Linked DNA regions of Mus musculus: region 2 is linked to region 1. A link is a loop called in an ENCODE intact Hi-C map of the cell type or tissue named here. Cell type or tissue: gastrocnemius. All regions are shown on one strand. Each heading gives the region's core, and the rest is flanking DNA. Links, peaks and the distances in the headings are about the cores only.

The links. A loop is a pair of places that touch in the nucleus more often than their neighbours do. Peaks named below come from ENCODE experiments on the same cell type or tissue, not always from the same donor. Only the 100,000 strongest peaks of a DNase experiment are listed, where the experiment ranks them.
Region 2: a loop joins it to region 1, with 2.2 times the contacts of the local background. A loop is called at or near these places in 5 of 42 quality-filtered maps.

Annotation. Positions count from the first base shown.
Region 1 is chr2:25,932,550-25,948,552 of GRCm38, forward strand. It overlaps Camsap1 (calmodulin regulated spectrin-associated protein 1), which reads right to left. Exons shown (of 18, transcript NM_001372499.1): 7 at 12,585-12,724; 8 at 12,393-12,489; 9 at 11,877-12,054; 10 at 8,829-8,920; 11 at 8,316-8,400; 12 at 5,397-7,764; 13 at 3,966-4,102; 14 at 3,301-3,509; 15 at 2,913-3,015; 16 at 1,671-1,786; 17 at 1,042-1,160. Among named protein-coding and RNA genes, the nearest start is that of Camsap1, 43 kb to the right of the region's middle. In gastrocnemius, for the core only: no CTCF peak of the experiment used is centred there; no DNase peak of the experiment used is centred there.
Region 2 is chr2:26,004,771-26,020,773 of GRCm38, forward strand. It overlaps Ubac1 (ubiquitin associated domain containing 1), which reads right to left. Exons shown (of 10, transcript NM_133835.2): 2 at 11,526-11,646; 3 at 10,122-10,195; 4 at 5,752-5,859; 5 at 4,391-4,493; 6 at 4,091-4,199; 7 at 2,949-3,183; 8 at 1,757-1,843; 9 at 556-694. Among named protein-coding and RNA genes, the nearest start is that of Ubac1, 9.0 kb to the right of the region's middle. In gastrocnemius, for the core only: no CTCF peak of the experiment used is centred there; no DNase peak of the experiment used is centred there; H3K4me3 peaks cover 347 bases; H3K27ac peaks cover 1,721 bases.

The DNA.
Region 1 (16,003 bases), core at 7,517-12,516:
ACACTCTAAGCATTCACTGTGCGGATGTGGCCTCCCTCCCAGCACACATACTCACAGTTCCCAATTGTGAAGAGCATGTCAAACCCTAACTTTGACCCTCACTTTCTAACTGTCTCCAGACTCTTGAACTTGAAAGGCTACTAACATCTCTCATCTTTTCTTGTTCTCTCTCTCTCTCTTTTTTTGAGAGTCTTATACTATAGTCCAAGCTAGCTTCAATCTCATAGGAATCCTCCTGCCTCAGTCTCTTAAATGCTGACATTATAGGCATGAGCAGACACAAAGCAGCAAACCAGCAGACACAAACAGCCTCAAGGAAGTGACAACTGACACAGGAAAGACGAGTAGTTTTCCACCTGACCCAACTTTTCAGTTCTTGGTGACTCAGGTGCCCAAAGTGCCTCCAAGGCCCACCCTTCTAACTTCTGCCTTCAGCCATGGGCACTCACTAGCAGGACAGCAGAGTCACCTGCCTCTTTTCTGTCTCAAGTGCACTGCCATTTAAAAATATCTACTCTACTCTGGGGACAAAGTGGGTTGCTGGGTGGCACGGTACTTGTCTACTATATATGCATTAGGCTCTGTGTTCCACTGTCAGCACCAGAAAATAAAAACAGAAACAAGTCACATCTATAGCCACAGAAACAGTCTCCTCTCCCCCCAGGAATGTGGCCCACTGGACCAGGTCCTGGCCCTCGCATGGCCAGCACGCCATACCTACCATGAACGGCTGAAGAGGATACCTCTTATCTTCTATGTCTAGCTCTGAACCAAATGAAACCATTAACTGAATTAGTAATCCACCTTTCTGACAAAATCCTGTTCTTCTATGGGGTCTCCCATAACCCTACAGAGAATTCTGTGTTCATGCTTCAGGACACACACCCCTCTACTTGATAATTAGGAGAAAAAGACTCCATGGCTATTCAGTAACAGGGTAGCTTAAAATAACAGAAGAGAACATACCTCTGGCATTAACAGCAAAGGCTAACAGAATTTATTTTTATTCTATGTATAACCACCATAAAATTTGACACTTGCCTCCAATATTGAATTCTTGTGAGGCTCATTCACTTTTCCAGCCAGACAGCAGTGGGAGATGGCATTGTGAATAATTGGTTTGTTTGATTTGCTACTGGGCTCCTTAAAGAGTTTAGGACCTAAGAAAACCAGATCAAAAATTGCAAAATTATTAACAACAAGCCACAAATACACACAAAAGAGCAACACTTTTCTCAGAAACAAAATACAATTATGCATTTCTGAAAACAGACCATAAAGACCTCTTCTAATCTACTCAGAAGAATTTAAAAAAAAAAAAATTAAAGTACTTGTTGCTACTTTCTGACCTGAGTCTCTTTACTATACAAATTACAAACCCAGAAACCGGAAAGTGACCAGGATGTATGATCCTGCTTTATCTCTGCTCTCAAAAGAGTAAGGAGTTATTATTGCCCACGGGACAAATAGAGATAAGATCAGGGTCTCTGCTGTGTCCCTGCTGTGGACAGCCAGCAGTTAGAGATAGCTCTGACACTGAGTATATATTGAATTAAAAAAAAATAAAACAAAACATTTTAGGCCAAAATAAAGATATATTTTAAAGAGTGCTATCTATACCCAAGTGCCTCTGTGGGCAATATACCCTAAAGATGTTGTGTGGCTGTTACCTGTGTACTCAGCCACAGAGGCCAAAGAGGAAGCTGCTGATGCAGTCTCCCAGTCTCGGTCTGTGCTCCGACTGGGGTTGCGGCTCAGGATAGGTAAAGCTTCCAGTGATTCAACTCTGCAGGCAGAAAAAGACAGGGTGCTCAAGCTGCAGTTCTCCTACTTCTCCATGACAACCATACATTCAGGGCAAGATGCATGCCCACAGCTGCAACAGGCAGGGCCTTTATGTGAAGGTAGAAGATTTGGTGAGCCTTTGTCAACCACTGCCAGAGGGTGTCACCATGAGTGCAGGGAATGACTGACGCTGGCTCAGGTACAGAGGACCAAGTACAGGAGACTAACATCCACCAAGCAAGGGATGAGACCTAGGGAAGGAGGGGCTGAAATGGGGCTAATCTAAAAACCTATGCATGCCTCAGCTACTCTCTGACTCCTAGCAGGTTGGGGCTGTACATGCAGGGATGCTGGATCATGAACAGTAACTACCAAGGCCAAAGCCTGTGAAAACTGTGTAGAAGGTCACTCTCTCGGTGAACTGTCAGGGATGGAGTAGAATCTAGCTAGACAACCAACTCCCAAAACAAAACTAAAAGAAGCACCATTCAAGGCTGCCTAGGAGTCTTCCAGAGTCCAGGAGACAAAACCCCACTAGACATCAAGGAGGAATGAAAGCTCCTCTCCACAGACAGCATTCACAAGATGCCACTCAAATGAAGCCCCAGCTACCAGAAGTCAACACCATGTAGGAGCTCCCAGCTAAAGCTACATTAAGAATTCATTGATGCCACAACAGGTACCCACAGCACCTGTAAAATTACTTTGTAACACAAAGAGGGGGTTTTAATACCTGGTAGAAAATGAAAAATACCACTTTAAATGATCTGGTAGCCCGAAAGCATTGGTCCCTGCCAGACCCCATAGCCCAAGAAAGACATTCACACTTAAGGCTGTGCCAGATGACGGTTTGACAAGCAATGTACTGAGTTACTCACTGAAGTATGCAGGTAATGGGGCTAAGTGTCACCCACTTACTCCTATGCAACAAGAAGTGCACACTTTTGACAGGGAGGTCATGGAGAAAGAATGAGGGACGATGTCATAAAAGCCACTTAGCCCTGGTAGGGGTGGGCTGGGTTTTCTCCTAAACGTTGTGGATCTAGTTATAAAGTGTCTCTCGATCTGGAAGGCTCTCCTGCTCTGTACAAGCGCTGAGATACTTCATAGCTTCTTAGCCTCCTTACCGGTGAGAAGGTGTGCCCCCCGAATAAACACTCTCAGGTTCTGTTGTTGCTGCAGATGCCAAGGATAGGCTGGAGCCAGAGTGAGTTTGGCTCAAGTTATCTGCTGTAGGAACAAGAAATTGGCAAACTGTGAAGAAGTTTACCAGGCCCATCCCTGCCATCCTAACACACTGTGATGGAGCTTCCCTCTACAACCCCCAACAATTAATTCTCTGCCCAAACCCTGGCTGTCCCTTGCCATCTTGGAACATCACATTTGGTCTCAGCCCCTTAAGCCTGTTTAAGGGATGGCCCCTCCCCTGCACCCTCTCCCAGTGAGATAAAGCACTCAGCACTGAGCAGCAAGCATGGCACACGGCTGGGGCTGGGGCTGGGGCTGGGCACTTACGGGTAGAAGAGCACTTGGTGCCAGAGTCGCTGTAAGACTCTTCCCGGTGAACTGACTTTGGCCGAGGCTTTTTAGGCTTTGATTTAGGTTTGCCAAGTCCTTGCTCCTCCAAGGCCTGCTGCTGCTTCCTCCGTAAGTATTCCTGTTTAATGAGCTCTCGCCTTGCCTTCTCCTCCTCCTTCCGTAGTCGATCCTCTTCAGCCTTACGCCTAAGAACAAAATGGATTCATGAGACTGGGTCAGAGGTTCTCTTCCTAAGGACAAACGTACCAGACCCACTCTCTAAGATCCCTCTCTGTGGTTCTTTCTGTAGATTCCTGGGAACTATGGGAGTTTAAGGGGCAGGTTAGGACTGAATCACCTGGTAAACTCTCTGGACCACAGACATCGTATCCCCTGTGCTGCATGCGGCAGCCTCATCATTACAATGGGGAGTGAGCGCACAGGGAGTGAACGCATAGGGCTGATGTGAGCCTGGCATGAGAGCCACACGGATGTGTACTGTTGTGGCTAGTGAATGCCAACGTCCAACAGCAAGAACGAGGAGGGAGTCAAGAGCTGTGAGATGCTAGCCCCTGTGATGTACCAGCCTGGTCCTGTCTACCTCTACATCTAGGCTGCCCAACTGGACACAGACAAACGAAGGCTGCTGAGGAAGAGGTTACCGGGCTTCATCTCGCTTGAGCTCCACTTCTGCCTCCAGCTGCTGCTTGCGCGCACGAGCCTCTTCAGCCTTGCGCTGCTGTTTCAAAAGGAAGGCTGCCCGCTTCTTAGCAAGCTCATCTTCTGCTTTCTGTTCATCCTACAAAGCCCACATTACTTTGTAGTCAGTGGAAGTACAAAGGAACTCCTTACTATCCAACCTAGGCTTACCCTGATCAAGTATGGACTTTAACATACACTTAGAAAATCTGACTTCATTGTAGCTCGCCCTGGATATCCTAGAACTCTCTTTGCAGACCAACCTGGCCTTAGGTTCAGAGGTATGTTTACCTCTGCTTGCCAAAGGTATGCACCACCATGCCCAGTTCTGATTCTTTTTAATTAATAAGCTGTGACACAAATGGGAAAAAAAAAGTCCATGCCACCAAAACAGCCTATTAGATGACCTGCAACAAATTCAGTTTCCCTACAAAGCCACACATTTCTCCACATCTCAGCTAACACCATGTGACTACAATCATACCATACAAAGTATGACTGGGAATGAGGTGGCGGCTCAGCAGAGAAACCTCTGCCTGGAAAGCATAAGGACCCGAGTTCAGATCCCCAGAACTCACAAAAAGCTAGATAGGAAAGACAGCCTTGTGTAATCCCAGTATATGAAAAGTAGAGACAGGGAGTCCGTGGAACAAACTTGCTTGCCAGGCTAATTGAAATGATAAACTCCAGGTTCTACAGGACACCTTGCCTCCTATAGACTATAGAAGGTGGTCTATGGCCACATCACCCTGAACCCATCCGCTCTTGTCTAATACATAAGGTGGAGAGCAATAAAGTAAGACACCCATTGTCAGCCTCAGGCTTTTTACACACACACACACACACACACACACACACACACACACACACACACACACACACACTCACTCTACAAATGTCAATAAAACGTGCATCTTATAAGGCTGAGACTATAGCATGTGGTCAGGAGAAAACAGATATGATCAAGAAGAGAAACCCTAGAGGCCATACTTCTTATCATCTCTGCATGGCAGAGAAACAAAGGCATTTCAAAGCTTCTCTGCTGCCAGGTTTCCATACCAGGGGTTGGCAAATTGAAGCATACAGGCCAGGCCATATCTGGCTTGGATGTCTTTGTACAACGTTCAAATTCTGAGCACTTTTTACATTTTTCAGTGACCAAAAAGCCATCCAAAAATAAAGTATTCATGGCTCATTAAAAGTATCAGGTTCTAGGATGCACTGCCTGAGACTACATCTGATTGGGTATATCCTCAAAATGGAGGCTTCCGTAGCCCACAAAGTCAAACATGTTTCTTCTCCAGCTTGTTATGGAACCTGCTTAGAACAGAAGTTCGTGAGATAGCCTTACAACTAAGGCAATATGACTACACTTCAATACAATTCCAACTTACCTTGAAGAAGAAACCAACCCCAGGCTTCTGGTCACTATCTCCACCAAGCTCCACCGAGCTCTCATGGCCAACCACCTCTCCATCCTCATCAGGGGCCTTCAGGTCAGAGAGGTCTACCTCAATGAGGCTGGCCTTGCTCCTCAGCGGCTCTTCCACTGGAGTATGTTCTTTGCCTGTGATGGTAGAGGAGCTCAGCCCTGCCTCTTTCACACTTGTATCTAGACCCTCTTTAAAGTTCACCTGTTCTGATACAATGTTTGCATCTTTGCAAGAGGACAGAACAAATGTCCGATGGTTACTCTCATCATGGAGCCTATAACTGTCGAAGAGACACTTCTCAGGGAGTTCCCCGCCTGGGTCGGAGGGTGACCGTGGATGGGTACTTGGAGGTAAAGACCTTGACTGTGGGAGTGTCTCCACACTGGGTGTTGGGGTTTTGCTCCGAGAACAACCCTGCTGCCTGTCTTTTGGAACCTTCAGTTCAGCCGGCCTTCCTGAGCGGGAATTCCGGCCCTGGCCAAGCCGTGGTGGTTTGCGGTGGCCAGGCACGCCAGTTGGAGAGAGTGGCTCAACAAAGTGGACTGGGGCCTTTATTTTTTGGTCCTGGCAGTTATTTTTAGTGCCCGGTGTTGGCACTGTGGGGGACTTCATGAGAAGCTGCTCTTGCTGCTGGGAGATCTTCAGTATAGCCTGCTGCAATGTACTGATGGTCTCATTGAGCTTCTCAATGGACAGGTCACACTCGTTCACATCTACCTCACCAACACTATCCTCGAGGAGGGCCGTAGAAATCATTCTGTGCTTCTCTCCATCATGCAGAGCAGCTGGGTCCCTGGGCTTATGTAGCTGGACAAATGCCACATCCTGAGCGTCACTGAGATCTCTCTGCTCTTCTTTGACAAGGAACCCTTCAGTTTTACAAGTGCCATCATCCAAGTCCTCCCCATTGTGCTGTGTGAATTCCTTTGTGAAGTGTTCGGGTCTCAGTGGCTGTGGGGCACCATCAGCCTTCCCTTTCTTTACCACATGCAGAAAGGCTGCCTTGCCCAGCTTCAGACGCTGCCGTGCGGACAGCGCCTCCATCTTTTTCTTCTGGGCTTCAATAGCTCTGCGCTTTTCCTCCAGCTGCATGTGCAGCTGCACCAGCTCAGAAGCCAGCAGGCTGGCAGGGTCCTTGCTGTGCCTGCCTGGACTCTGCTCCCTCTTCTGGCGCCACGTTGTCAGAGGGGCTGGGCAGCTTTCAGATGCATCAGGGGTGGTCTTCTGGGAGCTGCTGGTGCTGGACTTGGTCTCACAGCTGTTGAGCCGCTGGAGCTTCCTTTCAGCAAAGCTGGTCATCTTTACACTTCCACTGGCCATGGACATGCTGCTGAGCTGAGAAGTGGTGCTCAGACACGGGCTTGAGCGGCCGCTGGCATCATCCTTGTCTTCATGTTCCTTCACTTTCATATCCTCCTGTAGTTTGGCTGACTCTTCCTCACCAGCATATCTGGGGATAACCACAGGGTGGTCCTCACCAATAAAATCCTGCTCTGTATCCTCTACGTCTACTACATCAGAGTCCGAGTCTTGCCTCAAAATGGTCCAGGGTTCTGAGTCGTGGGAGCTAGGACTTTGTGAACCAACGTACCACCTCCCCTCATCTTCCTCAGCCCTGCCTACATGGAGAAAGAAACCATCAGCAGCCTGCCCCTGAGGTAATGTATCAAATCTACCCAGGGCCAGAGGCTGTCCTTCCCCTGTAGCTTCTGCTGACTGTGGTCCTACCTCCGCAAGATCAATGCTCGCAGCAAATTCTGAACAAGGAATTGGGGTGAAAGTTCTGTTCAGGTCACGACTGCCATGGCCACCACTTACTTTCTTTCGTACCATAGGCTGGGAGCCCTCACTAGGCCTCTTGGCCATGATGGTCCTTGGCCTTCCTTCTCCACGCTCATCTTCCTTAGTGGTAATCTGCTTCTCTTTGGCTGGCCGGAGTACTGCTGGCATCAGGGGTTCTAAGTAAAAACTGTCAGGCTTACTCTCCAAAGTGTCTGCCTGTCTCTGGGGAGACCTGATACTTGCTACCAGGCCTGGGGCCTGAGGTGAGGTCCTGGGCATCTGTGGGGAAGGAGGAGACACATCTGTCCTGATGATGGCTACAAGCTCCTCGTCCTCATCCTCAATGTTGACATTGCTCAGGAGGCTTTTCCCATTGCTCTTTCCAGCGGAGGGATGGGGCTGGTTCTGTGGGGTCAGGTGGATAATGTTAGATGCCAAGCTATCTTTGCTGATAGAGCGAGCTAAGCTGACACTGTCACCAGAACTGGGATCCACATCACAACTTGCAGCATGATGGAGAGCAAATGATGTTGGCTGTGACACAGGCCTGAAACAAGAGGAGAAACCAACTCACTGCTCAGCAGCCTGAAGAAGAGCTCAAGATATGGAGAGAGAGCAGCAGTCTTACAGGAAGAAGCCTTATACAAACGCTTTAGGACAAAAGAGCCGCAGAGGCAACATTTAGTGAATGACTCAAAAACACTTTGCCCCAGCACTCCTTTATACACCCTTTAAAGTAACCAAGGCCCCGATGAGCCTTGATTATCTACATTTAGCACACTACAAATGACAGCTCAGATATTTTTTAAACCCTGAATAAAAATCACCACAGGAAACATGAAAAACAAAAGCGTCTATAGCACAGGAAGCACCTGTTGCTACTACAGACCCCTACTGCGAGGCCCTCACAGCTCCCTCTATTGCTGGGACACCATACATCATACAGTCGCTGTGCCAGCACATGCTGCCATTGCTGTGGTATCACTAGCTGCCAGCTCCCAGAAGCAGCGTGGTGAATCTTTAAGGGTCCCTGGAACACATCTGGAGAACTGCTGCTTAGTCTAATGAGCACCCAACAGAAACAGTTCAGTGACTCACCTGTTTTTTTTATCTGGCCATGCTCCTATTGCACCTCGTGGCTGACCATCAACCCGAGTTAAAGAATTCGACCTGTGCCGCTGATCTGTAGTTTGGAAGAAACATTCAGTGTTAAGTAACTAACTCTGTACCGTTGGAAGTTCTTTCAGTGTAACAGCCATTTCTCTGGGTAATAATAATCCTAACTCAGGACACTACTACACTCCAGTACTGTAACTTCCAGTAGCTGCAATACGTGAAGAGCAGTGCTACACACAGTAGCCAGTGCGGAATGTCTGCGACACCTGCCACTCTGTGCATGCAGCACACAACTTACCTGAGTTGAAATGACATTTACACCACAAGTTCTGAGCTATAGATCAATACAAATTAAAATTTATCCTGCTCTTCTTAACTAAAATGGGTACATTAGAATAAGGTCATTTAATTTTGAGGAATATTATTTTACTAACCATGAAAAGGAAAAGTAAAACATAAATAAAAATAAAAAAGGGAAAAGAATCATGGTCTCACCAGGGATTTCCTCTGTCTGTGACACTTTTTGCTGTTTCTGTCTCAGTGGCAACAAAGGATGGGACGGACTAAATGTGGAAGCTCCTTTCCCACTAAATAAAAATAATTCAGAAAAAAATAATGAGTTTAACAAACTTCAAGTTCAAAAGCAAAGGCAAAGGATAGTGAGACGGCTCAGCAGAGAAGAACACTGGCTGCCAAACCTGACAGCATAGGTCCCACGTGGCAGAAGGAGAGAGCTCATTCCTGAAAGTTGTCTTCTAACTTCCACATAGGCACTGTGGTACAGTAACCATAAATACACACACACACACACACACACACACACACACACACAACCTGTCAATCAATGTAAAAGTAATAAAACAAAGGCATATAACTGAAAGAGACTATTAAAAACTTGTATCAAGCTGAGAGCAGTCAGCAGGTTTCTCTGGGTTAAAGTCTTTCCATAAAACTGAACCAAAAGAAAACCAATAAAGTTTTGAATTTGAGATAAAAATCCCCAAATTGGAACTGAGCTCAGTTGGTAAAGTGTTTGCTATGCAAATATAAGGTGGGCCTGAGTTGCCAGCACCCAGATTAAAAAGCCAGACAGAGCAATCAATACATATCTGCAGCCACTGTACTGGCAAAGACTGCTGACTAGCCAAATCAGTGAGCTCTGGGCTCAATGAGAGACCTTACTTATCTCAAAATATAAGATGGAGTATGATCAAGGAAGACATCCAACATCAACCTCTGTCCCCCCAACCCCCACACACAGGCGCATACATGTGTACAAACACACCAACACTCACAAATCCCAAAGCTTCGAACACAAATCATACAACTTCTGGTTGCAGTATATGGCACAAAGTCCCAAGTGACTACCACAAAGGGGACCAGCTGGGTAAGAACAATGCATGATATATATGTATGAAAATGTCACACTCATAAACCAGGCGGTAGTGGTGCATACCTTTAATCCCAGCACTTGGGAGGCAGAAGCAGATGGATCTCTGAGTTCAAGTCCAGCCTGGTCTACATAGCAAGTTCTAGGCCATCTGAGGCTATATAGTAATACCCTGTCTCAAAAACACAAAAATAAAAAAAATTTAAAAGGCCACAAAGATGGTACCACTATATCAAACTGACTGAAAATGTTGAGAGTAACTTGAAAATGGATAAGCAGGGCACTCCCACAAAGCTGGGAGAGAACACTCACATATTTTAAAGAACAATATGGAAACAGCTACCAAAAAATCTACAATTATTCACACCTTTTGACTTCTTTGATTACAGCTTGAGTAAGAGGACTCAAGGCTCTGGCCATAAGGACACCCACTTTATATGAGACCAGCGGGTGTGGCGAAGGCACAGACCAGGTGAGCACTGTTCAGTGCAGCTACGTTAGCCTGACACCCAACCATGGGGACTGGCACTAGCTTCCCATCAGGAAGAGCACACTCACACTGGAGGGCAGCTATTTTGCTATTTTACTTTGGGGAAGAAGTTGACCAATGGACAGTAATAAAGTCTGGGCAGGAATCACAGGGGCACTCAACACCCTGGACTGCAACTACTAAGGTTAACCCCAAAGGAATAAAGACAGGTGGCAGTCCCTCTGGGGAAGAGGGGACATTAGGAAGAGAGGGAGACAAAACTGAACAGAGGGGTAGAAGGAAATCCAGAAGCCCAGCAGAAGGCAAGGAAAAAGAAAGTGGTTTATAACCTATAGTCACCCACGGCACCAAGGACCAGAGAATTCAAACAGAATAGAGTCAGAAATGCAACAGTGCCAAGCTATTCAGGGGAGAATTTGATGAATGAGAAAATCTTCACAGTCACTATTAGGTAGAAAAAGTCACTGAGCCAGTTAGAGCACATGTGATGCCAATGCTGCCTCAACCAAGTTCCATGAGCTAGAGAGAGGGAGAGGGGGAGGGAGAGAGAGCATGCTCGTGTATGTACACACACACACACACACACACACACACACAGCATGTACTGGATCTGACCATAAAGACCCAGCACAAGGGCTGGATGTAAGGACTGCCAGCAAGAATGCCCAGGTACCCACATAAGGCACATGTGGCTATATAGCTCTGCCCTTGTGATGCTGTCACTCCTCAGCCACCGTCTGTCTGTACCCATGGGCTCTGAGCCACACACAGCTTTCCACTCTGCTCCAAGGACCAGATCCTGTCAGTGGATCTCAGCCCTTAAATATTCCCAGGGCCACCTGACAGGTTTTTTGGGCCCCTGAACACTCTCCTCCTGGACCGACCCTCTAGCATCTTTAGTGTCAACATGAGAAAGTTGAGGTCCTTTCCAACTTGTGTCTAACTAGCCATACAGCTGCATGTGCTATTCAAAAATCACTTCTGAGTATCGTTTTAACCTTAAATCTCAACTCAATCTCCACATTCTAAAACTATGTTTCTGTTTTAAAATATTCTCTCAGGAGAACACACACAGGCCTCCTCCCACAGAGGCTCACACTCTCTCCCAGGAGAGCTCTTTCATCTCACCCTCAGCCCACTGACAAGGTTGTAGCCAATCAACCAGATCTAGCCAGCTGATAATGATAAAAATCCATTCTCAAAACCCACTCTCCAGCAGCTCCATTCACTATGTCATCATCCACTGCTCACTGAAGGCAATGAAGCAGCACTGCTTACAGCTGAGCAGCCTTCATCCCTAAAGGCGATCAGATGACATTTCACAGCCAATTCCAACTGTTCTTCAGTTTCCTCCTCATTACATCATCTGTGAGACTGTAATTCACTGTGAAGAGATACGGGAGAAATCTCTTTTCTCTTCTACAATTTGATGTATTAATTAAGAATGAAACTTGTTAATTGCAACTAAGGCTTACAGACTCCTGGCCTCTGAAGAGGAGACTGAGTGCTCCAGGAACAGGCAGGAGGACAGACAGCGAGCAACAGGAGCTACTCGGGTACTCTCTGCATTACTTACTTAAGAGAGTTTCCATTCTCAGGCTATCATGTAAAAGGAAAGAAGATGGTAAACTGGCCACAAAAGTGGAATGACTGACAGACTTACAGACACTCAGGTTCTTCCGAGTGGAGGTGGTACCGATGACTGCCTTCAGCAAGAGGCTGGGTGGATGGTGGCTGGTCAGCGGGGCTCATGGCAGCAGGGCTACCCAGGAAGCTGCGTTTGGTTGCATTGGAGATAGGGACAGGAGGCCGGCTGCTCTTCTGCTGTAACACTGTTTTAGCTACAGAAATAGCAAATTTATATAAATGTCTATTATTTATAGTTATAATGTCAGCAAGAAACAGAGAGCCTATAGCCTTTAGAACCATGGAAACACAGTTCAACTTTTATTTGAAACCAAACTTCTCAAAATTAGTTTAACAGGTGAGGCTCTAGGCTGACTTACAAATACAAAATTTAAAAACAATACAGACCAGAAAACAGACAAAAAAGGCAAGCCTGGACTTCAGGTCTGCCCAAGCACTGACACACACACCACCTTGGCCTTCACAGACAGATGGGCTGACTCAACCTTCGAGCTCTCAAGAAAATGGCTATGACCACCCAGTTGTTACTCACCATCCTTCAGCTCTTGAATATCTCGGGGCTGAACAAAATCTGGTTTGACGTTCTCAAACCACCAGAAGAGCTCAGCGATAAAAACCATAACGTTCGGCTAAAACAAAACACACAACAACCCCGGCACAGTAAGTACCTGCTCAAAGCCAGCTGGCTCTAAGTGCGTGTCTGTCTGTCTGGTGGCAGGCTTACCTTCAGCACTAGGGGGGCATACAGCATATCCTCCAGCGTGAGATAGAAACACTTGTTCAGATGCTCGTTGGAAAACTCCCTCAGAAGGCGGATGTTATAGAGGCTGTCAGCCATTGATGGCACCTCCTTCAGACAGATATCTGGTAGATACAGACAGGAAACTGTTATGGCACGCGTAGTGTGCTCACACCGGTGTGTGTAGACACACAAAACTGAAATTCTATGTAAAAGGGTTGGTGATAAAGGAAGCAAGGTGAAGAGAGTTTAAAAGACAGTAAGTTTCATAGGTGACACTAAAAGGAAAAAGAAAATATGTAAAGTACTCTGTATTCACAACATAGATCATTTGAGAGTTCAAGGCTGAAGTCCTAAAGTGAACAGAGGGGCTGAACTAGAATTTAGTAGCATAGCACTTGCCTAACATGTGCAAGGCACAAGAGCAGGCAAAGATGAGCAAAATGAGAAATCTCAGTGTTCTGGGTCCTCAGTGCTCAATGGGTAAAGGCTCTGGCCCTGCAAGCTCAACAACCTAAATTCAATCTCCAGGACTCACATAAAGGTGGGAAGAAACAGCCAGGTGACGGTGGTGCACACCTTTAATCCCAAGGGGAAAAGGCAGGCAGATCTCTGAGGAGTTCCAGGCCAGCCTAGTCTACTGAGCAAGTTCCAGGACAGTCAGGTATAAAACCCTGTCTCAAAAAAAAAAAAAAAAAAAGTAGGAGAAAACCATTTCCAAAAAGATAACCTTTCACATCCACATCTGTGGCTACACCCACATACATACAACATGCATGCACACACAATACTATTAAAATAAATGTATGGAAATGTTTGCATTTTCTTCCACAAGCAGAGACATATTTGCAAATGGCAGGAGATAGGATATGCACAAAATTATAATTGTCAAGCAATGTCTCTAATCCTCCAAATCAAGAAACTACACTGATCGAAAAACCAAAAAAAAAAAAAAAAAAAAAAAAAAACTACCCCAAAACAAAAAGAGAAAGAGAGAAAGGGAGAGAGAGAGACAGAGAGAGAGAAAGAGAGAAAGAGAGAAAGAGAGAGAGAAAGAGAGAAAGAGAGAAAGAGAGAGAGAGAGAGAGAAAGAGAAAGAGAAAGAGAAAGAGAAAGAGAAAGAGAAAGAGAAAGAGAAAGAGAAAGAGAAAGAGAAAGAGAAAGAGAGAAAGAGAGAAAACTACACCAAGTACAAGCCTCCTCTATGAGAGGTGAGGCTCTTCCCAACCTCTCAGGTAAGAAAATTCAGGAGGGCAGATGCTCCATTGGAAAATGTGGTACAGGCAGTAAATAAGGACCCCTGAAAAGGGGCCTCCGGGGTTTGTCCAGATGCCAGTAAACAGCAAATGTAAGATCATGAGACAGATGCACCAAGGCTTTGCCTCTGAATGTTCCACCTTTAAAAACGAGAAGCCAAGAGGGTGGTGTACACATTTAATCCCAGCACTCCAGAGGTAGAGGCTGGTAGATCTTTGAGTTCAAGGCCAGTCTGGTCTCCAGAGTGAGTTCCAGAACAGCTAGATCTTGTTACACAGAGAATCCTTGTCTCGAAAAACCAAAAAGAAAACAGGAGGGAGGCAGGCTATCTCTCTAGCATGCTCGAGTACCAAAATAAGAGGGGGAGGGTTTGAGGGGATTATTTTTCAAAGATCTCAATTGCTATTTCCAGTCTAGGTCATCAGTCCAGGAGCAGGTGTGCCCATGTCACAGGAGGTAGTGTCTGTCATCTGACCATGGAGCGCTGTTTGCCACCACTCCTGACTGCCCAGTCCTCCCTTGCCCTCTATGGTATGGGTATGTGACCCCTCAATGCACAGCTCTGACTGACCATCTCTTTTTCCGTGGTTTGTGTATTCCTGCTCTATTGATTGCCCTGAGCCAATGCCACAGTTTCAGCCAGTGTAAAGCTAAACAAAATGTTACACTTGTAGAACAAGGGCCCCATGTTCTATTCTAAATAAATAAATAAATAAACAAACAAACAAATAAATGCAGCTAAAATCTGTGAGAACTAAGTACCAAGTACAAGTCTCTGAGATAGATGGAACCAGACACAAGCTACCAGGTGATAAGATTATAATGTGAGTTCAGTCTGTCAATCAACAAACATGCTGGCAGGAAGAGGACAAAGCTACCCCTGCACAATGCCAGCTAGGAAACAACAAACAGGAACGAGGAGGGACACTCAGTGGTGAAAATCAGATGAGGAAGCAGATGATAACCGAAGATCCAAAGTCCAAAGGTCTCCCTAGGAGTCAGTTCATCAGTAAAAATCACCTTTCTCAAGTGGTCTTAAGCGGCCAGCACACAGCGTTTTGACCAAGAGCACAGTAGACACAGATACTGGTGTGCAGTATAGCCTGAGGCAGACAAATCATAAGGAAACAGTAAGCCAACTAACCACCAAGCAAGGGACAACAGACCAACTCCATAGCCTAAACACCATGAATGGCAAAGGCTAGGTGGACACTATGGCTTTAGGGAGACTGCAAGCCCCAACAACTACAAACGGTGAGTAGGGGTGAAAAGACATCCCTGGACCTCCCCTGAGCGTACACTGCGTATAGCAGTGCTGCCAGGAAAGCCTTTGGTCCCTGAGCTACTCCAAAGACAAAAGTGAGAAAGGATTGCCCTGGGAAGGCTAGACTTTAAAAAACAAATTCTTGGAGCTGTTATATATTAAATTTATACCAAAGTAAAATGTTGTAATTTTGCCCTTATATTGCCTTATCAATCTTGGTAAAAGCGAAAGTATTTACTGGACTGGCAATATATTTACAAGAAATGATGATTTTAGTGATTCTGACTCCACATCTGAGAATGTGAAGCCTCTTCCAAGAACTACAGGGATGTTTAGGACTTTTTTTCTTGCAGTTTTTAACTTTTTATATATTCACATTTTCTTCTCACACCCCGTTTTACTGACTGGGTTACCTGGCTCTCCCCAAGCTGCGGTCCACATGAGACTCATGTACTGCATAGTGGGCTAGCACCACCAGGGGTCCTCCTCTTTGAGAGTTTGGTAAATGCTCCAGCACAAAGTTCCCACAGGAAGTCAGCCCAGGAGGATGCACTTCCTGATGCCTGAGTCCATCTGTCTTGTACTTATGGGTCTCCGGCTCTCTCATTCCTTTTTCTCCAACACAGAACTATCTGTGTCATATAACAAGTGAAATAAACAACACAAAATACTCTCCATATTTTTACTTGGTTTCTACTAGACCTCCATTTATGCCATTTTGTTTTCTGCTTTTTTTCCCCACCTAGACAGGGTTTCTGTGTTAACGGAGCCCTGGCTGTCCTGGACTTACTCTCTGTAGTAGATCTGACTGCTTCTATCTCCTGAGAGCTGGGATCAAAGACATGGGTCACCACCACACCTTGCCTGTTTTCTGCATTCTCTA
Region 2 (16,003 bases), core at 4,615-9,614, 69 kb after region 1:
TGAGTGCTGGGATTAAAGGGGTGCCCCACTACACTGTCATCCTATTTTTAAAGTGGCAGACTTAGGTTTTATTTATATTTTTAGCATTTATTTATTTATTTACTTGGGGGGCATGCACATGCCAGTGTGCAAGCAGAAATCAGCTCTCACCTTTTACCATGCGGTTTCCGGGGTCAAACTCAGATTTGTGAGCAAATACCCACTAATCTTGCTAGCCCCATTATGTGGATTTTTAAGATATATCACAAGTAAAAAGTAATTATCAAAGAAATTCCTTATAAATAATAAGCAAAATCCAAACTCTACTGTCTCCTCGCCTCCTCTTCCCATACAGGCCACTGCTCTGCTCTTCCGAGTCCCCCTCTGCAGAAGCTCATCCCATCAAGGCAGAAGCTGACTCCCAGGCTTTCAGAAACACAGCTACAATGCCTTGCATAAGCCAACCTGCATGGCACAGTATTAGTGCCCAAACCATTTCACTAGCACCGGTCTTGTGGCAGGGAATCCACCCGCCATGTGTTCCTCACCCAAGCTAGCCTAAGTAAACACACATACCTAGCAATGTCTTAGGGTTTGTCAAACCCAGCTGCACCACTGGGTTGTCCAGGATGGCCTGAAAGAGAGGGCTATTGGGATCGATGCCCTGGTCCAATTCCTCAGGGGATGGCTTCCGGTCCCCCAGCAGCCATTCACACTAAAAACCCAAGAACACCAGATGAGCTGTTAGTTCCTTCTCCAAGTACAAAAGGCTCACCTGTCCCTTTCTGTGGCTCTCCAAAAGCCCCCATGGCTGCAATGCCTGGAAGGGGCCCTAACATGTACAAACCTGATCCACATTCAGCTAGAATAGAGACAGAAGGAAGCATCAGTCTGCATTTCTTAGAAGGCCTGGCACTGCAGTTCAATTTGACCACAGCCACAGCCCTGGTCACAACACAGTCCCAAACACCCTGCTTTCTTCAAGGGGATCCCAGTATGACAGTATCTCTCCATAGCAATGAGCCTGGAGAGTCTAGATCCAGAACTGTGTCTCAGCTGTCTAAGCCTTGACTTCACACACAAATGAGAAGGTCATAGAGGCCTCCCTGGATAGAGTCTGCCTGTCAGCAGTGCTATGTGTTCATGGCATGATATTTGATCCCTTTTCATTTGTTTATTTAGGTATTTTTGAGAGACAGGGTTTCTCTGTGTATTCCTGGCTGTCCTGGAACTCGCTCTGTAGAGCAGGCTAACTTCAAACTCAGGGATCTGCCTGCCTCTCCTCCCAAGTGCTGGAATTAAAGGTGTACATTCCACACCCATCCTATGGGATTCAATTTTAACAGCTAATAGTCTGCAGAATGTGCACACAAGGTGCACTGTGGGTCCAGGGTATTCTCAGTTTCTTTTTTTTTTTTTTCTCAGTTTCTATTTGAACCATCTGCCCTAACATTTCATATAAAAAGCACCATCACAGGCTGACAAGATGGCTCAGTGGTTAAGAGTGCCAACTGCTTTTCCGAAGGTCCCAAGTTCAAATCCCAGCAACCACAAGGTGGCTCACAACCATCCGTAACGAAATCTGATGCCCTCTTCTGGAGTGTCTGAAGACAGCTACAGTGTACTTACATATAGTAAATAAATAAATCTTAAAAAAAAAGAAAGAAAGAAAGAAAAGCACCATCACCAACTATGTGTGGAGGTCTTGACACAAGGGACATTCCCAATGCATGCCACATGAGGTACAGGGATGTGAGAGTCTCAAAGTGGAACTCACAGCAGCGTTCTGCTGGTTGTTGTTCACTCGGAGGGCATCAATCACTTCCTTCTCGTCAAAGCCCATCTCCATCAGCGAAATGACAGCCTAAGAGGGAAGAACAGGCTGGTCAGAACCTCGGGAGAGGACACTGCCACCAAAGAGCGGTACCACCGCAGTACAGGCTTCCTTCAGTCAGTCACAGGCAGAAGACAGCATTGGGCACACATGAGGTAGCAAAGAGCACCCGCCCTTAAAACCAGGGCAAAGCAAGGAAATGTTTCATCTCTGCAGCCAAGGAGAGAAGTCAGAGCCTGGGCAGTGCATTTGCTCCTGCACATGAGTATACCAGGACCACTGATGGAATACAGGCCCTAGGTGGCAGTTTTCCTTAGCTGTGTAGATATAAAGTCCCAACCTGGCCAATGGGATTCCTATAAAAAATACAAGCCAGGGGGCTGGAGAGATGGCTCAGTGGTTAAAAGCACTGATTGTTCTTCCAGAGGTTCTGAGTTCAATTCCCAGCAACCACATGGTGGCTCACAACCATCTGTAATGGGATCTGATGCCCTCTTCTGGTGTGTCTGAAGACAGCTACAGTGTACCCATATAAATAAAATAAATAGATCTGAGAAAAAAATACAAGCCACAGATGATACCCTAAGAAAACCATTTAATCAACATGCCAAAATCTAGGGAGCAGGTAGCATGCAGCCTGAGTAGGCTGAATTGTAAGTTGAAAGTGAAAGACCAAAGGAAGAATTAAAACTCCAGCAAAGAACAGGAAGGTGCATAAAGAACACAAAGGGGAGAAAGTATCAGCGCAGTGATGGTAAGGAGACCATAAGTGTGGACCTGCGCAGCTGACGGAAGGCGCACAGGTATCCCACATCCTTGTCCTTATCCAGTAGCCAGCATGATACACTCCTCCTCCCTCACCAGCCCACAACAGTTCCTCTAGCTCTCTGAACACTGGCCACCCAAAGGCACAGCAACAGATGCAGCAGCACTTATAGGGGACACAAGCTTGTATTCAACTTTCCAAGAGATGTCACTGAGCAGGGAGAAGCCACCTAGACGCAAGCATGGATTTTATATATGAGCAGCCAAGTCCCCAGGCCTGAATGAGAACTGCCACAGACTCCAGGCCCCCTGGTTTCCTTGCACAACACACCCACAAACCTAACCTCATACTGAGCCCCCCATCACATACCCGAGCATCTGCTCGAAATTCCTTTTTCCTGCGTATCTTCTTGAAGATTTCTGTGAGCTCATCCCGGGACTCCTCATCTTCAACACTAGTTCCCACAGCAGCTTCAGAGGAGGTGGAGGAGGTAGTGGCTGCAGCACTGGCCCCTGCTTGAGCAGCATGGCCTGGAAGAGGTGTGTCAATAGCTGGATCTTCTGAGTGTTCAATTAGCCACTCCATGGCCTGAGGCACTGACATGCTGGAAGGGGACAAAAGATTCTTAACTCTCCAGGATGGTTACTGAAAACTTTCCTATCCTATGTACTCCAATATGTTTCAACAGAGATAGCAAGACCAGCAGCAGCAATGGTGACATATGATCTCTTGGGATGGAAACCTCCACAAAGCTCTTACCTCAAACCCCCAAGACCCAATAAAACAAGCACAGACACATGCCCAAAACACAAGAGACAAAGGAGTCCAGGTCCTAGGTGCACAGCACAAAGAACACTGTTGTTGACCAGCTCTGCTCTATAGACTTCATATGGGATCCGAGTGAGTATTAAAACCAGAAGTGCAAGAAGACTATTAAGAATCCCTGTCCAGCCAGGAGCAGGTCTGGCTCAGAGCTCTCCTAACTTGAGAGTGCAGGATACATTTACAGAGTGATTTTTAACCCTCCAAACAGCCAGGTATCATGGTTCACACCTTCAATCCTAGCTACTCAGGAGCCTAAGGCAGGAGGACTACATAAGTCCAGGAGTTCAAGTCCAGCATAGGTAACAGAGACCCTCCACACACACACACACACACACACACACACACACACACACCCCAAAAGATCATATATGAAAGCACTTCTGAAGCACAGCAATAAGGTGCCTCTACTAGAACACCCAATTAGAAATGACTCAATGGGATCGGGGAGCTGGCTCCTAGATTAAGATGAAGAGCTCCTGAGTTTGGTTCCTAGCACCTGTGTCAGGCAGTTCACAGCAGTCTGTAATTCTAGCTCCAGAAGATCCAACTTCCTCTCTGGCTTCTATGGGCACCCATACACACATGTACATATACACAGATAAATAAAAATTAAAAAAAAAAGTATGACTCCAGAGATTGGAAGGAGAATCACAGGGAAGCCCAGGGCAAGAAGAAAGCAAGCATACTGGTTCAGCCGAAGGGCCTTTGAGGCTCTGCTCTCAGGAAAGCCCATCTCTGTGAGCTGCCGCAAGGCAGTCTCATCCACTCGCTCATCCTCATCTTCATCCAGCATAGCTGAGGAGAAAGACAAGGCCTGCCATGAGGGGATTCCAGAGTCCTTTGAAGCCCCCCAGCCTCATCAGTAGAGGCTCACCTCACCTAGCAATTACTGACACCAAACCCTCTCCCCCATTAACCAAAGCAGAACTTGCTTTCAGTGTGAGGGCTGGGGACACTTTTAGGAGCAGCCTAGGACCCACGCATACCATTTGCCTTCTTAAACAATTCAACTGCATCGGGATTCAGTGCTAACAGCTTCTGTGCCACCTCAATGAGAGACACGAGGATCTTCCGGAGTTCTGTCTGGAACTGCAGTAGGATAAAGAAAGAGATCATGCCCGGTACAGTGATGCACACCTGTAATCCCTGCTCTTGCGAGGCTGAGAAAAGAAGTCTGCTGGGAGCTTGAGGCCAACCTTAATTCTACAGTAAAAACCTGTCTCAAAAATCAAACAAACCAAAAAGATTATTTCTCAGAATGTCCAACAAACTTGCTTAAATCTGCAACACTATCCCAGACATAGCCCTCCAAATCTACAAGGGCATATTGGGCCTTACCTTTAATCTCAGAGCTGGAAGGCAGAGGCAGGCAGATCTCTGTGAATTCAAGGTCAGCCTCGTCTACACAGTGAGGCTATTGTCTCAAAAACTAACAAAGAACCTGAAAACACTAGACTGGTGCAGCACCCCTTGCCTAGTATAGGGCCTGGAGGTGGGATACCACAGACTAAAGCCCCCTGAGAGGCTGGATCCAGGGCTGAACCCACAGAAGCCAGAAAAGGACACATTCCCTGTCAGTCACTGAAGAATTACAAAGCTCTTATCTAAAGGACCTCTTCAAAAGAGACCCCAGAAAGGTCTGGCTTCCAACAGTGTCCAGATGGATGGGGACCTAATGAAGTTAAGTGGTGGCAACTTTCCCCAACTGCACACACAAGTACATCCTATCATGGCTGGCCCATGTGCGCATGCTGCAGGCTTTGACTTTAGCTTGATTTCCTTGTCCAAAGTAACTGGGGAGTTCAGACTATTCCCTGAAAGCTTTGTACCCAGAGCAAAGACATTACATTTCCATACAGCTGTCTGTCTGTCCAGTGCTACATGTATCTTGTCAACTTTGTAGTTTGAAAAAAATTCTTAATTTATGGAACAGTTCAAAAGTAGTAAAGGGGGCTGGAGAGATGGCTCAATGGTTAAGAACACTAACTGCTCTTCTGAAGGTCCTGAGTTCAAATCCCAGCAACCACATGGTGGCTCACAACCATCTGTAGTGAGATCTGATGCCCTCTTCTGGTATGTCTGAAGACACTTATAGTGTACTTACATATAATAATAAATAAATTTTTAAAAAAGTAGTAAAGGGTTCCTGAATATTCTGTTTCAGATTCATTTTTTAAGGGGCTAAGGGGTGGTCCTAACTATAACATCCAAGCTAGCCTCAAACCTAAGCTCAAGCCATCCTCCTGTCTCAGTCTCCTGAACACCAGAACCACGAGCATGTGCCAGGCACCATCCCCAAGCACTTTTAGGAGCTTCTCCTCGAGCCCCACACTAGGCAGGTACTCACGTCTCTCATGGTGGTCTGGACAGCAGTCCGGTCAGTGCTGCAGGCAGGCAGGTTTGCCGTTGCTCGAAGAATAGCATCTTTGTCTGGAGCCTTTTGCTCTTGTTTCTTCTGCAGAGAAAATGACTCAAGTCAGCAAAGCACCCAGGACCTTGAAGAGTATGACAATGAACATGGAACAGCAGCCCAGAGAAAAGGAGAACAGTAACCTTCTAAGCCTTAGGTGTGATTCCCTTCATCTAGAGGATTCTGGAAAGTTCTGTGCACAGAACTGGAAGCAGAAGCCTAACAAGATACGCCAGACATGACCTCACCTGCTACAAACCATATGCACATAAAGACAGACAGAGAGGATGGTGCCGCAGAGTGGTGGTCCTGTGATGCTTCATCGGGACTGGGGAAGAGGCCTCTGGAGGAAGCACATAGCTGCAGTGAACTCTGGAGGTCTCCCAAGCCTCCATGGATGAAAGTAAAAGATGAAGGTGGCAGAAGCTCACAGATAAAGAGGATAGGAGAGAAAACCAAACCAGCAGTGGCCGCAGCACTCAGCAAGTTCAGAAGGTACAGGAAGCAAACAGCGTACAGTAAACAAAGTACAGAACGGTTAGAAAAGACACACAAAGGATGGCTGGGGCCGTGGCTAACGCAAGAACCCACAGGGCAGAACCTACCAAGAGCAAGGCTACCCCAACCTACCAAAGGGCAGCAGGCCTGGGATCCAAGAGTCAGGACGGTACCAACAGCAGTCTGGTTGGCCTGAGACCCTAGAGTGGGAGGCTGCACTCAGGGAGGGAGGGAAAAAGAGAAGGGACCTTCCTGCACCCACTTACTGCTTTGCTTCTTGTTTACCCCAACTACTCAGACTCAGCAAGTCAACCAGAATAAATGAGACAGGAAGGGTATAAGAAGGTCTCTGCCACAGTGAGCTCAGCAGTTGGCACAAGCCACCTAGGCATAAAGCACCAACAAGCCTCCAGGGCTCTCAGACGCTAGAGGCATAAGGAATGCTTCCAAGACCAAGAAGAGGAAAACTAAAAGTAGTGAGAAGAAGAGGAGGAGCAAGTGAGGGAGGTGGGCACCTCAGCATCAGCAACCCCAAGCCACACCCACCCAGTGTGTGCACACCAGGGTGCCACCAGCAAGAGCTAAAGTAGGTAAAAGGGCTATAGAATGGTCAGAAGATACAGTTAAGGAAATCCACAGGATGGCCCACCAGGCCAGCCAACAACAGCTGCAGAGAAAGAAACCAAGAAAGAATCAAGAGCAATCAGAGAAAACAGATGTGGTGGCACACATCAGTAATATCAGCACTTGGAAGGCTAGGGGGAAAAGACCTCCAATAGTGCAAAGCCAGGCAAGTCTACACAGAAGCAGAGCTAGCAGAGCTACATAACAAGCAAGGCTTTTACCTTAAAGCCCAAACATCTGAGGAGCTGTTAGACGGCAGAACAATGGAGAGCAAGGCCTGGTCAGACAAAGTGTGGATCTGAAATGTGTCTTTCTGTTTGTTTTGGTTTTTTTCCCAGACAGGTTTCTCTGTGGAGCCCTGGCTGCCTGAGACTTGCTCCATAGTCCAGGCTGGCCTCAAACTCAGAGATCCACCTGTCTCTGCCTCCTGAGTACTGGGATTAAAGGCGTGCACCAGCACCCAGGTGAAGATGTGTGTTTTAAAGAGTATGTCCTGTCCCTTCCTGTCACTCCTCTTTGTTCCTGAGTAGCATGCAGTGAGCAGCTTCTGTTTGCTGGTTCTTCCATCACGTTTCTGCACATTTACAGCCTAAAAGCAATGACGCCAGGTGACCCCAGACTGAAACTTCTGTAAAGTGAACGTCACAATAAGCCCTTCCTCCTCTAGAATGCTCCCATAGGTATTAAAGTCTGACACACCAAAGGAAGACAAGACGACACTCAATTCTGCAGACGTGGCACTCAGACAAGCCCTATGTGTGCTTGCTGCTCACAGTCCCAAGTCTGTAAGACCCTAAGATGTAAGCAGGGTGATCAGTCCTTGGCTTGGGTTTTATCACATGGCACAGCTAAATGTAGAAAAAGCAAATGGTTTTGAGTCCTTTCAAAGGGTTCACTCTTCCCAACAAGGGGCCTCAACCACTAAAAATCTCTGCTTCTTTGGCAAAGATGGAAAGCCATGCAAACTGCCTCCAGGAACTAAAAGTAGCCTTCAGCTGACCTCAGTGACAGAATCCTGGCAACTGTCTCAAAGTACCCAGAAGCACATTCTCCCCACAGCCTCAACTGAGCCTCTGTCCTCACAAGCCTTAATACTATGTTCAGAAAGCAGGTCTGGGGCAACCAAAGGAGGCATCAGGAACCCAACATCCAACACAGAGAGAATCAAAGAGCTGACTGCACAGTAGCGATTCAAACAACACACGTAGGCCAGAAGCATCTGAGGGCTTAGATACACAAGACAAATGCTCAACCACTAAGATACATCCCCAGGCCCAAGACAAACAGAAATCCTAATACGCTATACTCCTCACAAAAATGAGTACTTCCATGACAACAGTAAGCAAACAGGACCAGCTTCACCCAGCATTGGCTATCACTCAAAGGAAGAGGCTAGGAGGGGAGCTGTAGCCTTATCACTAAGAGGCTACATCTAACGTCGTAATTCCAGAAAGAACAATGAATGCAGAGTACCTAGAGAGCCGGAAGAGAATTACTGAAGATAACAGCTGAAGGAGTTAGAGGTGGGCTGCGGTGGGTGTCAGTGGCATGAATAGGGCAGCCAGAATCTGTCACTAACACCAATAGTTGAGTGACTTCCTTTAGGAAACGTGAGTCTATTTTTATTAGATTTGTAGTACTCTTTGACTCTTAATAACTGCATTATTTTTACTTAGTACTTGAAGTAATGCCATGATTTTTAACTTTGCAGTTATGTACTGCAGTATGTAATGCAGTTATGTACTGTGTCAAGGCAGCTCTAGCAAGCTACTAGCTAGGTACCTTAAGTACCTTAAGCAAGCAACAGAGTTTGTAGTCAGAACTATGTTTTTTTTATTACTTAATTATTTATTTACTTATTTATTAACGAGTGTTCTTAATGTCTACTCACCTGCCTGAAGAGGGCATCAAATCCTTTTATAGATGGTCGTGAGCCACCATGTGGTTACTAGGAATTGAACTCAGGACCTTTGGAAAAGCAGCCAGCACTCTTAACCGCTGAGACATCTCATCAGTCCCCAGAACTATGATCTTAATAGTTACAGGGACTTCAAGTCTAAACATCCAGTTAGAACTGTTATCTGCGCTCTGCTATCAGCGAGGAAAGCAGGGTGAGGCCCAGGATCTGTCTGGTGAAGATGGATGGAGCAACCTGCCCATGTGCTGCTGACTGTACCCACACCCACATCCACCCATCACTGTGGCCAGGTGGTCAAAGATAAGGAGGGTGTAAAGGCCTGGCACTCTCCTATATCCTTGGCCCCAGCAGAGACCCCAAAGTAACTCATCTGCTATCAGGTCAGAGGTCCACCCAAGAGTTGGCCTTCTTTAAGACCAATGCTCTCTCCCTGGCATTTCAAATAATGTACAGGAAACTCCAGAATCCCGAGACAGAAAAAGGTGTTAAACAAAGGTGACTGCCCTTTAAAAGAGTACATCCTGGGACTGGAGAGATGGCTCAACACTCAAGAGTGCTTGCTACTCTTCCACAGGACCTACATTCAGCTCCTAGCACCAACTTCTGGAGGCTCACATCCATCTATAACTCCAATTCCAGGGGATCAGATAGCCTCTTCTGACCTCTGTGGGCACAGACACACAGGCTCATAGAAATACACACACACACACAAAAATAATCTTTATAAACAATTTCCCTTCACTAGGCACAGGCATGTGGTCTGGTGTTAGAGCAGACAAGTTACTGACAGGATGCATCTTGCACTGCATTAGAGAACCTTGCTGAAGGATGCACTCTGGAGCAGCCACTACACAAGAGACAAAGGGGTAGTTTTCCTGAGGCCCCTAGATAAAGAGAAGGTGTAAGCCCCAGATGACACTCTAACACAGACTTCAAGACATAGAACTCGGCATAATTGCAAAATTGCAAGGACAGACACAGGCCAAACCAGGTGCGCAGCTGCTTGTCATCTCTCTGCATGCCAACCCTTTATGTGCAGGAGCCACACTGGCAGCAGCACGAGGAAGCACCTGCTGAGGACCGTGTTCTCACTCTCTTCTGTCACTGGTCAGCAATCACAAACACTCAGTTCAGTACAGGCTCAGCCGTGATGAAGGGCCCCTTATACCACACATCCTGTGGAGGGACGATACAGTCCCAGGAAATAACACGAGAGACGGCAAAAAAGAAGCAGTGAAGAGCCCTACTTCCTAACTTTGACACTGACCTTTTCTTCTGCTGAGACGTCAGCCATCTTAGGGAGTGGAGAAGGAACACGCTTTTTTATCAATAACAAGACGTCTAGAAAAAATAAGTTATATTTATGAAGTCAGTTAGTGTTCCAGAGCCATAAATGACAGAAAAGGTAGCAGATGGGGGTCAGGGAGATGGCTCAGTGGTTTAAGGGCTTGCTATAGACAACTGAGGACTGGGGTTCAGATCCACATAACTGTTTGAATGACAGGTGGGCACGGCAGCTTGCCCATAGTTGTACTACTTGGAGGCAAAGGCTGGAAATCCCAAAATTAAGCTAGCTAGCCAGAATGGCTGTATAGACAAGCTCTGGGTTTAACAAGAGACTCTGCCTCAACAAACAGATGTCAACCCCAGACTTCCACAAACATATTTACGAATGTATACATATCTGTGTGTGTGTGTGTGTGTGTGTGTGTGTGTGTGTGATGACAGAATGTCTTGTGTGTCATGACATGACACACAAGAATGGTGCTTAATGCTTGAGGTTAGAAAGCAGGATCCCACCAGGCGGTGGTGGCACATGCCTTTAATCCCAGCACTTGGGAGGCAGAGACAGGATTTCTGAGTTCAAGGCCAGCCTGGTCTACAGAGTGAGTTCCAGGACAGCCAGGGCTACACAGAGAAACCCTGTCTTGGGAAAAAAAAAAGAAAGCAGGATCCCTGGGTCCCTCCTAAGCCAAGCCAGCATCCCCTCCTCAGCTTTGAAGTGGCCACTGGGTCACCACAGACGACCTGGGTCTTCAGAAGATGTCACTGAACATCCCTGATAACCACAAAGAGTACTAGTGGACATCTTGCATAATGTCTTTATTTTCAAGGGCTCAGTTCTAAAAATCTATGAGGCAATAATAAGTGATCTAAAGCATGAGCAACCTGTAGCCAGTCCACAGTTCACCATGGCGGGGGAGGAGGAGTGGGGTCACCTTCCCCTCTAGTTTGGGTTTGGTCCTCATTTGAATGACATACAGAAAGCAAGTTTTGTCCCAGAGCCAAGCATGAGTGAAAAGTGGGTGTGCAGAACAGAAGTGTCTCACCTGCACTGAACAGCTAGCCGCTGTGACGAGTGCTTCCGGCAGGCACAAATCAAGCCACAGAAGCTCCAGGATCTGCCTTTGCTTTAGAACAGAACTAAACATAACACTTGAATTTGACTTCTCAGATGTCTGCCAGCTGTCTGGTTTACGTTTCTGCTACTTTTCACAAGTACACCAAAACATGTACTTCTTTTAATTGAAAAAACAAAACAAAAAACAAACAAACACAAAAGCAGTCAATCTAGTTCTCCTGCTCTTGTGTGAATTCAGAAAAGCGCCTTGTGGGTGGCCCGGGGATTGAGGCTCTATGTTCTATGGGCTCTGCCTCACAGCCTCCTTACCTTGGTCCTGGATGTTTTCTTCCAAGATCGTTTTGCTGTCACTCAGCACCCTCTCTGAAGCAGCATGTATTAGCTTGTGGTGGGTCACATTCTTGGGGTCTTCTAGGCTCCCATGAGCACCCTGGGGGAAGAATTAAGCCACGAATCTCTAAATCGGAAGTAAACTATGATAGGAGTAACACAGAGCCTGACATCTCAAGCCACACATGGAATTACTAAGGTTTGTCTCTCTGTCATGTGTATATGTATAGTGTATGCTGACTGCCCTCCTCCTCACCGCCCTAGTGCTGGGTGACAGACATGCTGCTGGTGCTCGCTTTCACACAGGAACTGGGGACCCAAGCCCAAGTTATCATGCTGTATAGGAGACACTTTACCAACCGAGGCATCTCCCAGCCCATGGAATTACTGCATTTTCATACTAGTCAAGACATTAAAGCATAAATGACAGTAAAGAATCCCCATACATGATTTAAAAACAAAAAAACAAAAAACAAAAAAACAGAAAAAAAGAGTAAAATGCCAGCAAGCACTGATCCCTCCACGCTTTCAAGCTAATAACCAGCCCACAGTAGACTCCCAAGATGGCTAAGAGCTTGGGAACAAGATCCTATTGATAAGCACTTGCAACCCAAATCACTTTAGTCTAGAAAGACCTGGAAAATGATTTTTAGATGAATATATGCCTTGTTCTCCTGAGGATGTAAAGAACTAGCTGCTTTATGCATTTGCTTTTCCTTCTTCAGCAGACACACAAAAGGCAGAAGAACTGCACAGAGAAAAGACTGCTTTCCAGGAGCAAGGTGGCCACACCTGCCCAGTGAATACCACAAAGTCCTCAACAGAGCACAGGGCAATATAGGCCTCAGCTTAGTCTTGGGCCCTAGCAATACCCTACTCCAGATGCAGCCTACAGGAGATCAGGTGGCACACGGCTGTGTATATGTCCCCAGGGCCCTAGAACCTAGTGACAACATCTGGTAGAGGAGGTAGAAAGCAAACTATCAGTGCTACCGAGGAAGACAGCCCCTCTGAAAGGACCCAGCAGGTGATCCTGCAGGCACCGACCTCATGACAAGGGACTTCACATACTGAGTAGAGGCTTGTACAATCTCTTCAATCTTTCACCACAGACAGAGGCCTGGCAATCGTAGCTTATGATCTCAGCCAGGCTCCAGCACTCACTCATACAGAATGCAAACGCATCATCTCCAATGACAGAGTCCTGCCTGCCTTTGGGCCACACCTATCATATATCTGATTGCCAAGAAGACAAAGACCAAAAACACACTGCTGGTACCACATGGCACAAATGGGGGATCACTGTGCCTGTGGTTTGTCACCAGGTAAACCCGAGTTTGTACAAGTTTCCATGAGTCCACCACTGCCCAGCATCAGACAACTTTCCCAGGCCCAATACCAAGTCAGCTGCAGCCCCTCCCCAAACTCAGAACAAGGCCAAGGGCTATAACCATTTCTTGCTGCTATGGGTCCCTGTGTTAGATTAAGCATGGAAGAAGTTCAGGAAATCCAGTGAAAGGACTCACTAGTGCTTTCCAAAACCTGAAAGGGACTGACACACAGGCTTGGAGGAGGAAGCTTTGGCCCGCCCCAGAGTGGGCCACTTTGCATATTCAGGACACGGTTCCTGGATGTTCTGGAAGGTATCTTGGGTACCATAATGCACACACTCAACAAAGGGCCTCTGTATATATGGCTGCTAACCAGAGGAGAAGAAAAAACAGAAGCATGCACTTCCCTCTAGACCCTGGAATTTTAGAGTACCAGAATCTTGCATCAGTCTCAGATTGAAACCAGTTTTGAAAAGTGGACCATGACACTCAGACAAAGCTGTTAAGACTAAGGACTTATAAGATAAATCTACCCTACAGCAACCAACTTACTCAACATTGTGATGAAGCAGACAACCTCAACTTTCCTTGAACCTAAAAATGACTCTTTAATAATGTCAATTTGTTTGAATTAAGAAATACCTATGGCATCAATAAGGCACACTGCTGGGTGTCTATGAGGGCTTTCCACAGAGAATTAAATGAGGGGGAAGAAAACCAAGCCTGAATGTGCTAGCCCCATCGAATGGGCTGCTGGAGTTCCAGACTGAATACCCATAAGTCAGTCAACTGAGCAGCAGCACTGCCCTTTCTACTTCCTGATTCAAAGATATGTGAGCAAGCAGCCTCAGGCTCCCCCTGGCAGAGCCACTTGCCACCGTACCCCATCACCAGAAAGAACTGTATCCCTCCAAACCATGAACTAAAATAAACATCCTTTCATTTGCTTTGATGTGGTACCAGGTCATAACAACCAAAACAGTAGAACCCCATTCTGCTTCAAAAACTACTAAGTGGGATGCTTTGAAATTCTAAAATCCCTGGTTAATTCTAGCAGATTTGTCAAGTTCAGAATACAGTATGAAACACAATTAGAACCTACTAACTGTATTCTGAAGCCTGTCAGCAGCACACCGGAACAAGACATGACACAGGTCGTCACACTACACACCACCACAACCCTATCTTCACGTGCACATATCCCAGAGGTGTCTGTCATTAGCTTCTGCTCATATCTAGTACTGTACATCATGGAAAGATAACAGGTCATGGGGGCTGGAGAGATGGCTCAGTGGTTAAGAGCACTGACTGCTCTTCCAGAGGTCCTGAGTTCAATTCCCAGCAACCACATGGTGGCTCACAACCATCTATAATGGGATCCGATGCCCTCTTCTGATGTCTGAAGACAACAACAGTGTACTCATATACATTAAATGAATAAATAAATCTTTAAAAAAAAAGATAACAGGGGCTAACTCTTCACAGGACCTGGGACGGTTTAGGCTTTGAAGGAGAATTCATGTGCTTCATCCAGATGGTACACTACAGAAAAGCTCCTCCACACCACAGCTCCATCACCCCAGACTTCCACTAACCCCCTTTAGAAAAGAGGACTCACTGTGCCCCTTTCCTAGATACCGGCAGTGGAAGCTGGGCAATAGCATGGTGAAGTCACTTTGGGTAAAACAAAAAGGGGGAGGCAAAAACCAAATCTATTTCCTTAAGAATTTAAATAACAAGCCTCTCCTTGATACAGCTGTAAATTCCCAGGAGTGCTGTGGGAGAAAAAATTTTTTAAAAAACTCTATCATACCCCTCTGGAAGAGAGGAAAGAAGAAAAAATAATAGTGATAACAACCCCAGTAACCAGGGTGCACAGGACAATAAAGAACATGGAAGTCAGGTCAGGATAAAGTATCTTGTGCATGACAGGTTTACAGTCAGGTACAACGAGAAGATCATCTTTTCTAATAAATGCAGTGTGACTCCTAGAGCTGATGGGACCCGGAGGTGGGTCAGTTCTAATGCCTCTGCTCTCCAGCCCTGTGATCTAGAATGCTGTGAAATTCTCCTGCTGCTTCAGCCCTCTGCCCTGGAAAATGTGGAGTAGAATAGTCTCAATTTAAACAAGAATAATGACAAAAATGGTCAAAATGATACAACTCCAATATCAACTGGAATATTAAACATCACAAATAATTAGCATCATATCAAAACCTGCTGCCTAAGCCTAACCATACTGCCCCTAAAATGTATTAGCAAGCATCTGTGAATCATCTCCCTACCCCCTTCATAGAATACTGCCATGCTCATTACGTATATCCACACCACAAGTGAGTTAGGCAAGAGATCACAGCAGTGAAGGTGACATCCCATGCTCATGTGGTTTGAGGCTGACACCTTTCATTCCTTCAATCCTTACACCGACTTTGAAGTTACTCCAAGCTCAGCCCCCGAGGAACTGACCTAGGAGATGACACAGCATAGTACTAGGCCAGCATGGATGCTAGGGAACAGTCTAGATGCCCAAGGAGGCCCCAGTCTTTAAGCTTCTGCTGAGCCTCTGGGTCTTGCTATTGAGAAAATCCACAGGCTCAACACAAGCTTAAAGGTTGGGGACTCCTTGGGCAGTCTAAAATACATTTTGTCCTGTATGTGAGCCTCATTGAGGTGAACCACAGACACTGAGACCCACGGTTACTCAACATCTAATGCACTGCAGAAGAGGGGCTTGAAACAGATCTCTTGGAGCCTGCCTGACATTACACACTGACTACACAAAGGCACACAGATGATAAACTACCCTTTGCAAGCAGCTGCTATAGTAACTTGAAGACTGCCTTTAGAGGAAACACAATGCTGAACTTTAACACAACCTACTGCTGTAGATCCCTAACTTTCCGAAGAGTCCCCTCTAAAAAGCTATCTGGCACTAATCTTGTCTGGCATGGTGCTTCCATAGGCTACCAGTGTCTAACAGACATCTGTTTCATCTTCAACTGGGAGCAGTTAGAGCCAGGAAGGCTTCAAGAACTAATTCCAAGACTTAACTAAAACTAAAAGGCTAACTATAGTACAACGTTCACTGAATGTAAGTAAACTTAACAAATGCCACTTGCTGGCAGG